2 separate regions of the Homo sapiens genome follow, and region 1 is linked to region 2. A link is an interaction called in ENCODE POLR2A ChIA-PET data of the cell type or tissue named here. Cell type or tissue: GM12878. All regions are shown on one strand. Links, peaks and the distances in the headings refer to the core of each region. The heading gives the core; the rest is flanking DNA.

Region 1 (4,000 bases), core at 1-4,000, 410 kb before region 2:
ATACTGTTCTAGACTCTAGGCTGAAATGTAGATTCAGCTTCTCCAGAGGCCTTTCTCTAACTTAGATGTTCTTTGTGTCAATTTGTAGTTTCCTGCCTGTACTTACTATTGTATACATATTTTGTTTATTATCTCACTTTTACATATGTTAATTGTAAGACCTTCATACACACCTGTTGAAGTTTGTAGGCAGTAGAGCTATATCTTTTTTTTTTTTTTTTTTGAGACTGAGTCTAGCTCTTGTTGCCCAGGCTGGAGTGCAATGGCACCATCTCGGCCCACTGCAACCTCCGCCTCCTGGGTTTAAGCGATTCTCCTGCCTCAGCCTCGCAAGTAGCTGGGATTATAGTCGCCTGCCACCATGCCCGGCTAATTTTGTATTTTTATTAGAGATGGGGTTTCACCATGTTGGTCAGGCTAGTCTTGAACTCCTGACCTCAGGTGATCCACCCACCTTAGCCTCCCAAAGTGCTGGGATTACAGGCGTGAGCCACCGCGCCTGGCGAGCTGTATCTTTTTTGCAGGTGAACAACTTAAGGCTCTGAGAGAGGAAACAGGATCCACTAGCAATCCTCTTCCATTTTCTCCCAAACTCCCACAATCCTAGGTTTCCACTAGTCTACTTTGTGTTTCTATGTATTTGCCAGTTGGAGATATTGCATATACATGGAATCATAAAATATATAGCCTTTGTGTCTCATTTCTTTTATTTTTAATTTTTCTTTTTTTTTTTTTTCTGGGAAGCACAGTCTTTGTCCAAGACCAGAGGCAGGCACTTCCTGTGTCTAGTTTCTTTCACTTAGCATAGTGTTTTTAAGGTTCATCCATGTTGTAGCATATATTAGCATTTTATTCCTTTTTGTGGTTGAATATTTCATTTTATGGATATGCCACATTTTATTCATTCATTAGTTAATGGACATTTGAATTGTTTTCACTTTTTGGCTATTATGAATAATGCTGCTATGAACAATTGCATACAAGTTTTTGTGTAGGTACCCGTTTTCATTTTTCTTGGGTGTATACCTAGAAGTGGAATTAATTGCTCAGTCATGTAGTAACCCTGACTCTGTATTTAGTCTTTTGAAGAACTACCAGGCTGTTTCCCAAAGCAGCTGCATCATTTTGCCACTGGCAGTGGTGTATGTGTGAGAGTTCTGATTTCTTTACATCCTCTCCAACACTTGTTATTTTCTCCTTTTGATGATAACCTGTCTTTTGATTATAGTATGAATCCACCAGCTGTTTTGTTCTTTTTCCTGATCGTTTTGGCTATTCTAGGTCCCTCGAATTTCCAAATGAATTTTAGAGACTGTAAATCTTTGCCAAAAAAAAAAAAAAAAAAAAAAAGCCAGCTGGGATTTTGATAGGGATTATGTTGAATCTGTTGAGGAAAATTGCCATCTTAACAATACAGTCTTCAAGTCCGTGAACAAGGGATGCTTTCCATTTACTTTGGTCTATTTTATTTTTTTCAACAATGTTCTGTAGTTTTCAGAGTCTAAGTATTGTACCTTGTTAAATTTATTCCTAAATATTTTATTCTTTTTGATACCATTGTAAAAGGAATTGTTGTCTCAAATCCATTTTCAGAATGGTAAACTCTTAATATACTTATTTTCTTTCATTTAAACCTAACCACTAGTGTAAGAGGTAAGTATTATTTATTTTTGCAGATGAGAAAATAAGCTTAAAGAATTTAAATGATTTTGCCCACAAGACAACCAAGTCAGTATCTCTGAGAAGACATCTGGATAAATGAAGAGGCAGTTCACACACCTGACTACAAAACTTGCATGCTTTTGTTTTCCATTTGAAACCCAGGATGCAGTGCCAGGAAGGTGGGAGGGGAAAGTCGAGGTATCTCAAGTGAATGAGCCGTGCCAAAAAGACGGTTGGATCCTGCATAGTGGTGAGAGGGGTGATCCATTCTGCCTCATCATTTAAGCTGTCTGGAGGTATTTGGAGGCAGTTTGATTTAGAGATTAAAGACTCTGGTCCTGGATTTGAGCTCGGGCTTCACTATTTAACTTGCTATATGACTCAGCAAGTTACTTTGATTCTCTAGCTTTCATTTTCTTCTCCTGCTCCTATAGAGCAGTTGTAAAGCCCTACCTACCTGGTAGGGTTGTTGTTAAAAAGATTAAATCAAATACCATTCTTGTTTGCAGAGCTCAGGGCCTACCACACCGTAAATTGTCAGTTAAATATTAACTGCAGGCCGGGCGTGGTGGCTCACGCCTGTAACCACAGCACTTTGGGAGGCCGAGGCAGGCAGATCACGAGGTCAGGAGTTCGAGACCAGCCTGACCAACATGGCAAAACCCTGCCTCTACTAAAAATACAAAAAATTAGCCAGGCGTGGTGGCGTGCGCCTGTAATCCCAGCAACTCAGGAGGCTGAGGCAAGAGAATCACTTAAACCCAGGAGACGGAGGTTGCAGTGAGCTGAGATCCCGCCACTGCATTCCAGCCTGGGCAACAGAGTGAGACTCCGTCTCAAAAAAAAAAAGTTAACTGCAATTGTTCTTTTGCTTACAGCTTTATTCTTACTCCATGCTTATTTTTCTCTTTTCAGTACAAGTTCAGGGACCTAACTGTGGAAGAACTAAGGAATGTAAATGTATTTTTCCCACATTTCAAATATTCCATGGACACCTATGGTAAGAATCATATCCTCTAGTTTAAATGCTGCATTATTTGAACTACTAATTTTTGGTCCTAAAGAGCTGCAAAATTGTAATTTCTCTTTTTCTCTTTTATCCTCTGATTTTCAGCTATACTTTATGACCTGCAATTTCTGAGAAAGCTTAAATTAATACAATGTATCTTGTATTAGTTTTCTATTGCTGCTGTAACAAACTACCACAAACTTAGTGGCTTTAAAAAACACACGTTTACTGTGTTATAATTCTGTAGGCAAGAAGTCCACCACAAATTTCTATAGCTTAGAAAGTAAACTAGAGGTTTGACTTGGCTAAAATCCAGGTGTCAACTGCCTTTGTTTCTGGAGGCTCTGGGAGATAATGTTTCCTTGCCTTTTTCAGTTTCTAGAGGTCACCCACATTCCTGGGCTCTTGGTCTCCTTTCTCCATCTTCAGAGCCAGCAGTGTTGCATGTCTCTAACCATTCTTCTATAGTCAAATCGCCCTCTGACCACAGCTGGGAAAGATTCTCTGCTTTTAAGGACCAATGTGATTAGATTAGACCCACCCCAGTAATACAGGATAATTTCTTCATCTCAGACTCCTTAATTTTTTTAAGGCTAGCCAAGTGATCAGAGTCACTAATCACATCTAAAAAATCCCTTTGCCAAGTAAGGTGACATATTCACAGGTTCCAAGGGTTAGATATGGACATCTTTAAAGGACCTTTATTCGGCCTATCATATGTATATGGTTGATTCTAAATCATTAACAGTTTTAGTTATTCTGTTCACCTAATAGTAAGAATTTGGTTTTCTAAGAAATATTTTACTTTATTATCTTAATCTTTCTTTTTTTTTTTTTTTTTTTGAGATGGAGTCTTGCTCTGTCGCCCAGGCTGGAGTGCAGTGGCACCATCTCAGCTCACTGCAACCTCTGCCTCCTAGGTTCAAGCGATTCTCCTGCCTCAGCCTTCCGAGTAGCTGGGATTACAGGCACCCACCACCATGCCCGGCTAATTTTCTTGTATTTTTAGTAGAGATGGGGTTTCACCATGTTGGCCAGTCTGGTCTCGAACTCCTGACCTCAATTGATACATCCACCTCGGCCTCCCAAAGTGCTGGGATTACAGGCGTAAGCCACTGTGCCCGACCATGGGCTCTTTTATGAAGACACTAGTCTCATTCATGAGGGCCCAAAGGCCCCCCTCCAAGGTAGTTTGATTGTTTGAAACCAGAGATAGTGTTTCCTGTACTCAATCCTGAGATTAGGGCGTTGATTCTCTATCAGTGTGTCCCAGTTACTGATGGGAAAGTTGAACTTTCAGAGATATGAATGTTGAAAAGAGGTTGAGAA
Region 2 (7,346 bases), core at 1,840-5,839:
CATCATGTCCCATCTTGTTCAGCTTCCTGTAAGTAATTGCTGTCCTGATTTTGAAAATCAATTATGGGCCTAGATATCAGATTAAGTAATGTGAACTTTCGTTATGAGGCTTTTTAACTAAAGAAATAAGTAGATCATAGGATCATCAAGGCTGAAAATGGCCTGACACCATGTTTCGGTGTTTTCTTTATCATAGTGGTGATATATTCATGTGTATGCTTTCTTTCCAAGTGGTAGAGAAGTGTATGCAAAGTGAAAATCTAGAATGTCATTGTCCAGAGGCTACCACTTGCTACACATTTTTTTCTAACTTCTTTTATTATTATCAACTCTGAACATTAAACTTTTTAAAAGTTCTGTGAAATTAAATCATTTGTTGTTATTATTTTTATTTCAATGGGTTTTGGGGGAACAGGTGGTGTTTGCTTACATGGATAAGTTCTTTAGTGGTAATTTCTGAGATTTTGGGGCACCCATCACCTGAGCAGTGTACACTATACCCAATGTGTAGTCTTTTATCCCTCACCCCTCTTCCATCCTTCCCCTGAAGTCCCCATAGTTCATTATATTATTCTATGCATTTACATCCTCACAGTTTAGCTCTCACTTGTAAGTGAGAATATATGATGTTTGGTTTTCCATTTCTGAGTTACCTCAGTTAGAGTAATATGTCCAGTTCCATCTAGGTTGCTGTGAATGCCATTATTTTATTCCTTTTTATGGCTGAGTACTATTCCATGGTATATAAATGTATACGTGTACTATATACATAGTTGTATATATATATATTTATATATATTTAATGGGATTGATGGATGAAATGGTAGATCCACTTTTACTTCTTTAAGAAATTTCCACACTGTTTTTCATAGTGGTTGTGCTAGTTTACATTCCCACCAGCAGTGTAAAAGTGTTCCTTTTTTACCACATCCCCGCCAACATCTATTATTTTTAGATTTTTAAATTATGGCCATTCTTGCAGGAGTAAGGTGGTATCGCATTATGGTTTTGATTTGCATTTCCCTGATCATTAGTGACGTTAAGCATTTTTTCCTATGTTTGTTGTCTGTTTCTATCTCTTTTTTTGAGAATTGTCTATTCATGTTTTTAGCCCACTTTTTGATGGGATTGTTTGCTTTCTTCTTGCTGATTTGTTTGAGTTCCTTGTATTCTGGATATTAGTCCTTTGTCAGGTGCTTAGTTTGTGAAGATTTTCTTACTCGGTGGGTTGTCTGTTTGCTCTGCTGACGATTGCTTTTGCTGTGTTAAAGCTTTTTAGTTTAATTAAGTCCCATCTATTTATTTTTGTTTTTGTTGCATTTACTTTTGGGTTCTTGGCCATGAAGTCTTTGCCTAAGTGAATGTCTGGAAGGATTTTTCTGATATTATCTTCTAGAATTTTTATGGTTTTAGGTCTTAGATTTAAGTCTTTGATCCATCTTGAGTTGATTTTTGTAGAAGGTGAGAGATGAGGATCCAGTTTCATTCTTCTACATGTGGATTGCCAATTATCTCAAAACCATTTGTTAAATAGGCTGTCTTTTCTCTACTTTATGTTTTCATTAGCTTTGTCAAAAATCAGTTGACTGTAAGTATTTGGCTTTATTTCTGGATTCTCTCTTCTTTTCCATTGGTCTATGTGCCTAGTTTTATGCCAGTGCTATGCTGTTTTGGTGACTATAGCTTTGTAGTATAGTTTGAAGATGGGTAATGTGATGCCTCCAGATTTGTTCTTTTTGCTAAGTCTTGCTTTGGCTATGTGGGGTTTTTTGTTTCCATATTAATTTTAGAATTTTTTTCTAGTTCTGTGAAGAATGACAATGGTATTTTGATGGGAATTGCATTGAATTTGTAGATTGCTTTTGGCAGTATGGTCATTTTCACAATATTGATTCTACCCATCCATGAGCATGGGATATGTTTCCATTTGTTTGTGTCATCTATGATTTCAGCAGTGTTTTGTAGTTTTCCTTGTAGAGGCCTTCCACCTCCTTGGGTAGGTATATTCCTAAGTATTTTTTTTTTTTACAGTTACTGTAAAAGTGTTTGAGTTCTTGATTTGATTCTCAGCTTGGTCACTGTTGGTGTATAGCAGTGCTACTGATTTGTGTACATTTAGTTTGTATCCTGAAACTTTACTGAATTTATGTATCAGTTCTAGGAGCTTTCTGGATGAGTCTTTAGGGTTTTCTAGGTATACAATCGTATCATCAGTGAACGGGACAGTTTGACTTCCTCTTTATCGATTTGGATGGTCTTGATTTCTTTCTCTTGTCTGACTGCTCTGGCTAAAGCTTCCAGTACTATGTTGAATAGAAGTGGTACTATGTTGAATAGAAGTGGTGAAAGTGGGCATCCTTGTCTTGTTTCAGTTATCAGGGAGAATGTTTTCAACTTTTCCCCATTCAGTATAATGTTGGCTGTGGGTTTGTCATAGATGGCTTTTATTACATTAAGGTATGTCTTTTCTATGTCGATTTTGCTGAAGGTTTTAATAATAAAGGGTGCTAGATTTTGTCAAATGCTTTTACAGCTTCTATTGAGATGATCATGTGATTTTTGTTTTTAATTCTGTTTATGTGATGTATCACATTTATTGACTTGTGTATGTTAACCTAACACTGCATCCCTGCTATGAAAACCACTTGACAATGGTGGATTATCTTCTTGATATGCTGTTGGATTGGGTTAGCTAGTATTTTGTTGGGGATTTTGGCATCTATATTCATCAGGGATACTGGTATGTAGTTCCTTTTTTGTTATGTCCTTTCCGGTTTTGGTATTAAGGTGACACTGGCTTCATACAATGCTTTGGCAGGATCCTCTCTTTCTCTATATTTTGGAATAGTTTCAGTAGGATTGGTACCAATTCTTCTTTGAATATTTGATAGAATTCAGCTGTGAATACGTCTGATCCTGTACTTTTTTGTTGGCAATGTCTCTTTAATTTTTATTTCAATCTCTCTGCTTTTTTTTTTTTTTTTTTTTGGTCTGTTCAGAGTTTCTGTTCCTCCTAGTTTAATCTAGGAGGTTTGTATATTTCCAGGAATTTATGCATATCCTCTCGGTTTTCCTGTTTGTACATGTAAAGGTGATCACAGTAGCTTTGAAGGATCTTTTGTATTTCTGTGGTATTGGTTGTAACATCTTCTGTTTCATTTCTAATTGAGCTTATTTGGATCTTCTCTGTTCTTTTCTTGGTTAAAGTTGCTAATGGTATATCAATTTTGTTTATGTTTTCAAAGAACCAGGTTTTTGTTTCACTTTTCTTTTGTTTCATTTGTTTTTTTTTTTTCATTTACTTCTGCTCTGATTGTTTTTATTTCTTTTCTTCTGCTGGGTTTGGGTTGAGTTTGTTCTTCCTTCTCTAATTCCTTGAGATGTAACCTTAGATTGTCTATTTGTGCTCTTTCAGACATTTTGATGTAGGCATTTAATGCTATGAACTTTACTCTTAGCACCACTTTTGCTGTATCCCAGAGGTTTTGATAGGTTGTGTCACTATTAGCATTTAATTCATAGAATTTTTAAATTTTCATCTTGATTTCATTGTTGACCCAATGATAATTCAGGAACAGGTTATTTAATTTCCATGTATTTATGTGGTTTTGAAAGTTCCTTTTGGAGTTGATTTCCAATTTAATTCCACTGTGTTCTGAGAGAGTACTTGATATAAATTCAATTTTCTTAAATTTATTGAGACCTGTTTTGTGGCCTACATATGGTCTATCTTGGAGAATGTTCCATGTGCTGATGAATAGAATGTATATTCTGCAGTTGTTGGGTAGAGCGTTCTGTGAATATCATTAAGTCCATTAGTTCTAGGGTATAGTATTTTATTTTGTTTATTCATTATTGTTATTTTTTTGAGATGGAGTCTCACTCTGTTGCCCAGGCTCGTGTGCAGTAGCGCTATCCTGGCTCACTGCAACCTCCGTCTACTGGGTTCAAGCAATTCTTCTGCCTCAGACTCCCAAGTAGCTGGGACTACAGGCACATGCCACCACGCCTGGCTAATTTTTTATATTTTAGTAGAGACGGGGTTTCACCGTGTTGCCCAGGCTGGTCACGAACTCCTGAGCTCAGGCAATCCACCAGCCCTGGCCTCCCAAAGTGCTGGGATTACAGGCGTGAGCCACCGTGCCGGACCTAGGGTATAGTTTAAATCCATTGTTTCTTTGTTGACTTTCTGTCTTGATGACCTGTCTAGTGCTGTCAGTGGAGCACTATTGAGGTTCCGCACTATTATTGTGTTGCCATCAAATTAATTTCTTAAGTCTAGTGGGAACTGTTTTATAAACGGGAGTTGCAGTGTTAGGTGCATATATATTTTGGATTGTGATACTTTCCTGTTGGAATAGACCTTTTATCATTATAAAATATCTCTCTTTGTCTTTTCTAACTGTTGTGCTTTAAAGTCTGTTCTGTCTAATGTAAGAATAGCTCCTCCCGCTCACTTTTAGTGTCCATTTGAGTGGACTATCTTTTTCCACTCCTTTACTGTAGGTTTCTGTGAGTCTTTTTTTTTTTTGAAGTTTCTTTTTATTATTATTATTATTATACTTTAAGTTTTAGGGTACATGTGCACAACGTGCAGGTTTGTTACATATGTATACATGTGCCATGTTGGTGTGCTGCACCCATTAACTCGTCATTTTACATTAGGTATATCTCCTAATGCTATCCCTCCCCCCCTCCCCCCACCCCACAACAGGCCCCGGTGTGTGATGTTCCCCTTCCTGTGTCCATGTGTTCTCGTTGTTCAGTTCCCACCTATGAGTGAGAACACGTGGTGTTTGGTTTTTTGTCCTAGCTATAGTTTGCTGAGAATGACGGTTTCCAGCTTCATCCATGTCCCTGCAAAGGACATGAACTCATCATTTTTTATGGCTGCATAGTATTCTATGGTGCATATGTGCCACATTTTCTTAATCCAGTCTATCATTGTTGGAAATTTGGCTTGGTTCCAAGTCTTTGTTATTGTGAATAGTGCCACAATAAACATACATGTGCATGTGTCTTTATAGCAGCATGTTTTATAATCCTTTGGGTATATACCCAGTAATGGGATGGCTGGGTCAAATGGTATTTCTAGTTCTACATCCCTGAGGAATTGTCACACTGACTTTCACAATGGTTGAACGAGTTTACAGTCCTACCAGCAGTGTAAAAGTGTTCCTATTTCTCCACATCCTCTCCAGCACCTGTTGTTTCCTGACTTTTTAATGATCACCATTCTAACTGGTGTGAGATGGTATCTCATTGTGGTTTTGATTTGCATTTCTCTGATGGCCAGTGATGATGAGCATTTTTTCGTGTGTCTTTTGGCTGCATAAATGTCTTCTTTTGAGAAGTGTCTGTTCATATCCTTTGCCCACTTTTTGATGGGGTTGTTTTTTTCTTGTAAATTTGTTGGGGTTCATTGTAGATTCTGGATATTAGCCCTTTGTCAGATGAGTAGATTGCAAAAATTTTCTCCCATTCTGTAAGTTGCCTGTTCACTCTGATGGTAGTTTCTTTTGCTGTGCAGAAGTTCTTTAGCTTAATTAGATCCCACTTGTCAATTTTGGCTTTTGTTGCCATTGCTTTTGGTGTTTTAGACACGAAGTCCTTGCCCATGCCTATGTCCTGAATGGTATAGCCTAGGTTTTCTTCTAGGGTTTTTATGGTTTTAGGTCTAACATTTAAGTCTTTAATCCATCTTGAATTAATTTTTGTATAAGGTGTGAGGAAGGGATCCAGTTTCAGCTTTCTACATATGGCTAGCCAGTTTTCCCAGCACCATTTATTAAATAGAGAATCCTTTCCCCATTGCTTGTTTTTGTCAGGTTTGTCAAAAATCAGATAGTTGTAGATATGTGGCATTATTTCTGAGGGCTCTGTTCTGTTCCATTGGTCTATATCTCTGTTTTGGTACCAGTACCATGCTGTTTTGGTTACTGTATCCTTGTAGTATAGTTTGAAGTCAGGTAGCGTGATGCCTCCAGCTTTGTTCTTTTGGCTTAGGGTTGACTTGGCAATGCGGGCTCTTTTTTGGTTCCACATGAACTTTAAAGTAGTTTTTTCCAATTCTGTGAAGAAAGTCATTGGTAGTTTGATGGGGATGGCATTGAATCTATAATTTACCTTGGGCGGTATGGCCATTTTCACGATATTGATTCTTCCTACCCATGAGCATGGAATGTTCTTCCATTTGTTTGTATCCTCTTTAATTTCATTGAGCAGTGGTTTGTAGTTCTCCTTGAAGAGGTCCTTCACATCCCTTGTAAGCTGGATTCCTAGATATTTTATTCTCTTTGAAGCAATTGTGAATAGGAGTTCACTCATTATTTGGCTCTCTGTTTGTCTGTTATTGGTGTATAGGAATGCTTGTGATTTTTGCACATTGATTTTGTATCCTGAGACTTTGCTGAAGTTGCTTATCAGCTTAAAGAGATTTTGGGCTGAGATGATGGGGTTTTCTAGATATACAATCATTTCATCTGCAAACAGGGACAATTTGACTTCCTCTTTTCCTAATTGAATACCCTTTATTTCCTTCTCCTGCCTGATTGCCCTAGCCAGAACTTCCAACACTATGTTGAATAGGAGTGGTGAGAGAGGGCATCCCTGTCTTGTGCCAGTTTTCAAAGGGAAAGCTTCCAGTTTTTGCCCATTCAGTATGATATTGGCTGTGAGTTTGTCATAGATAGCTCTTATTATTTTGAGATACATCCCATCAATACCTAATTTATTGAGAGTTTTTAGCATGAAGGTTGTTGAATTTTGTCAAAGGCCTTTTCTGCGTCTATTGAGATAATCATGTGGTTTTTGTCTTTGGTTCTGTTTATATGCTGGATTATGTTTATTGATTTGTGTATATTGAACCAGCCTTGCATCCCAGGGATGAAGCCCACTTGATTGTGGTGGATAAGCTTTTTGATATGCTGCTGGATTCGGTTTGCCAGTATTTTATTGAGGATTTTTGCATCGATGTTCATCAGGTATATTGGTCTAAAATTCTCTTTTTTTGTTGTATCTCTGCCAGGCTTTGGTATCAGGATGATGCTGGCCTCATAAAATGAGTTAGGGAGGATTCCTTCTTTTTCTATTGATTGGAATAGTTTCAGAAGGAATGGTACCAGCTCCTCCTTGTACCTCTGGTAGAATTCAGCTGTGAATTCATCTGGTCCTGGACTTGTTTTGGTTGGTAAGCTATTAATTCTTTTCTCAATTTCAGAGCCTGTTACTGGTCTATTCAGAGATTCAACTTCTTCCTGGTTCAGTCTTGGGAGGGTGTATATGTTGAGGAATTTATCCATTTCTTCTATATTTTCTAGTTTATTTGCGTAGAGGTGTTTATAGTA

The links. Peaks named below come from ENCODE experiments on the same cell type or tissue, not always from the same donor. Only the 100,000 strongest peaks of a DNase experiment are listed, where the experiment ranks them.
Region 1: POLR2A ChIA-PET joins it to region 2 with 9 read pairs; 1 of 35 experiments calls an interaction of 5 or more read pairs at or near these places.

The regions. Positions count from the first base shown.
Region 1 is chr11:18,577,386-18,581,385 of GRCh38, reverse strand. It overlaps UEVLD (UEV and lactate/malate dehyrogenase domains), which reads left to right. Exons shown (of 12, transcript NM_001040697.4): 2 at 2,578-2,662. Among named protein-coding and RNA genes, the nearest start is that of UEVLD, 9.3 kb to the left of the region's middle. RefSeq lists a silencer at 2,177-2,358. In GM12878, for the core only: no CTCF peak of the experiment used is centred there; a DNase peak (open chromatin) is centred at 2,045; H3K4me3 peaks cover 453 bases; H3K27ac peaks cover 453 bases.
Region 2 is chr11:18,161,140-18,168,485 of GRCh38, reverse strand. No RefSeq gene overlaps it. Among named protein-coding and RNA genes, the nearest start is that of MRGPRX4, 8.0 kb to the left of the region's middle. In GM12878, for the core only: no CTCF peak of the experiment used is centred there; no DNase peak of the experiment used is centred there; H3K4me3 peaks cover 430 bases.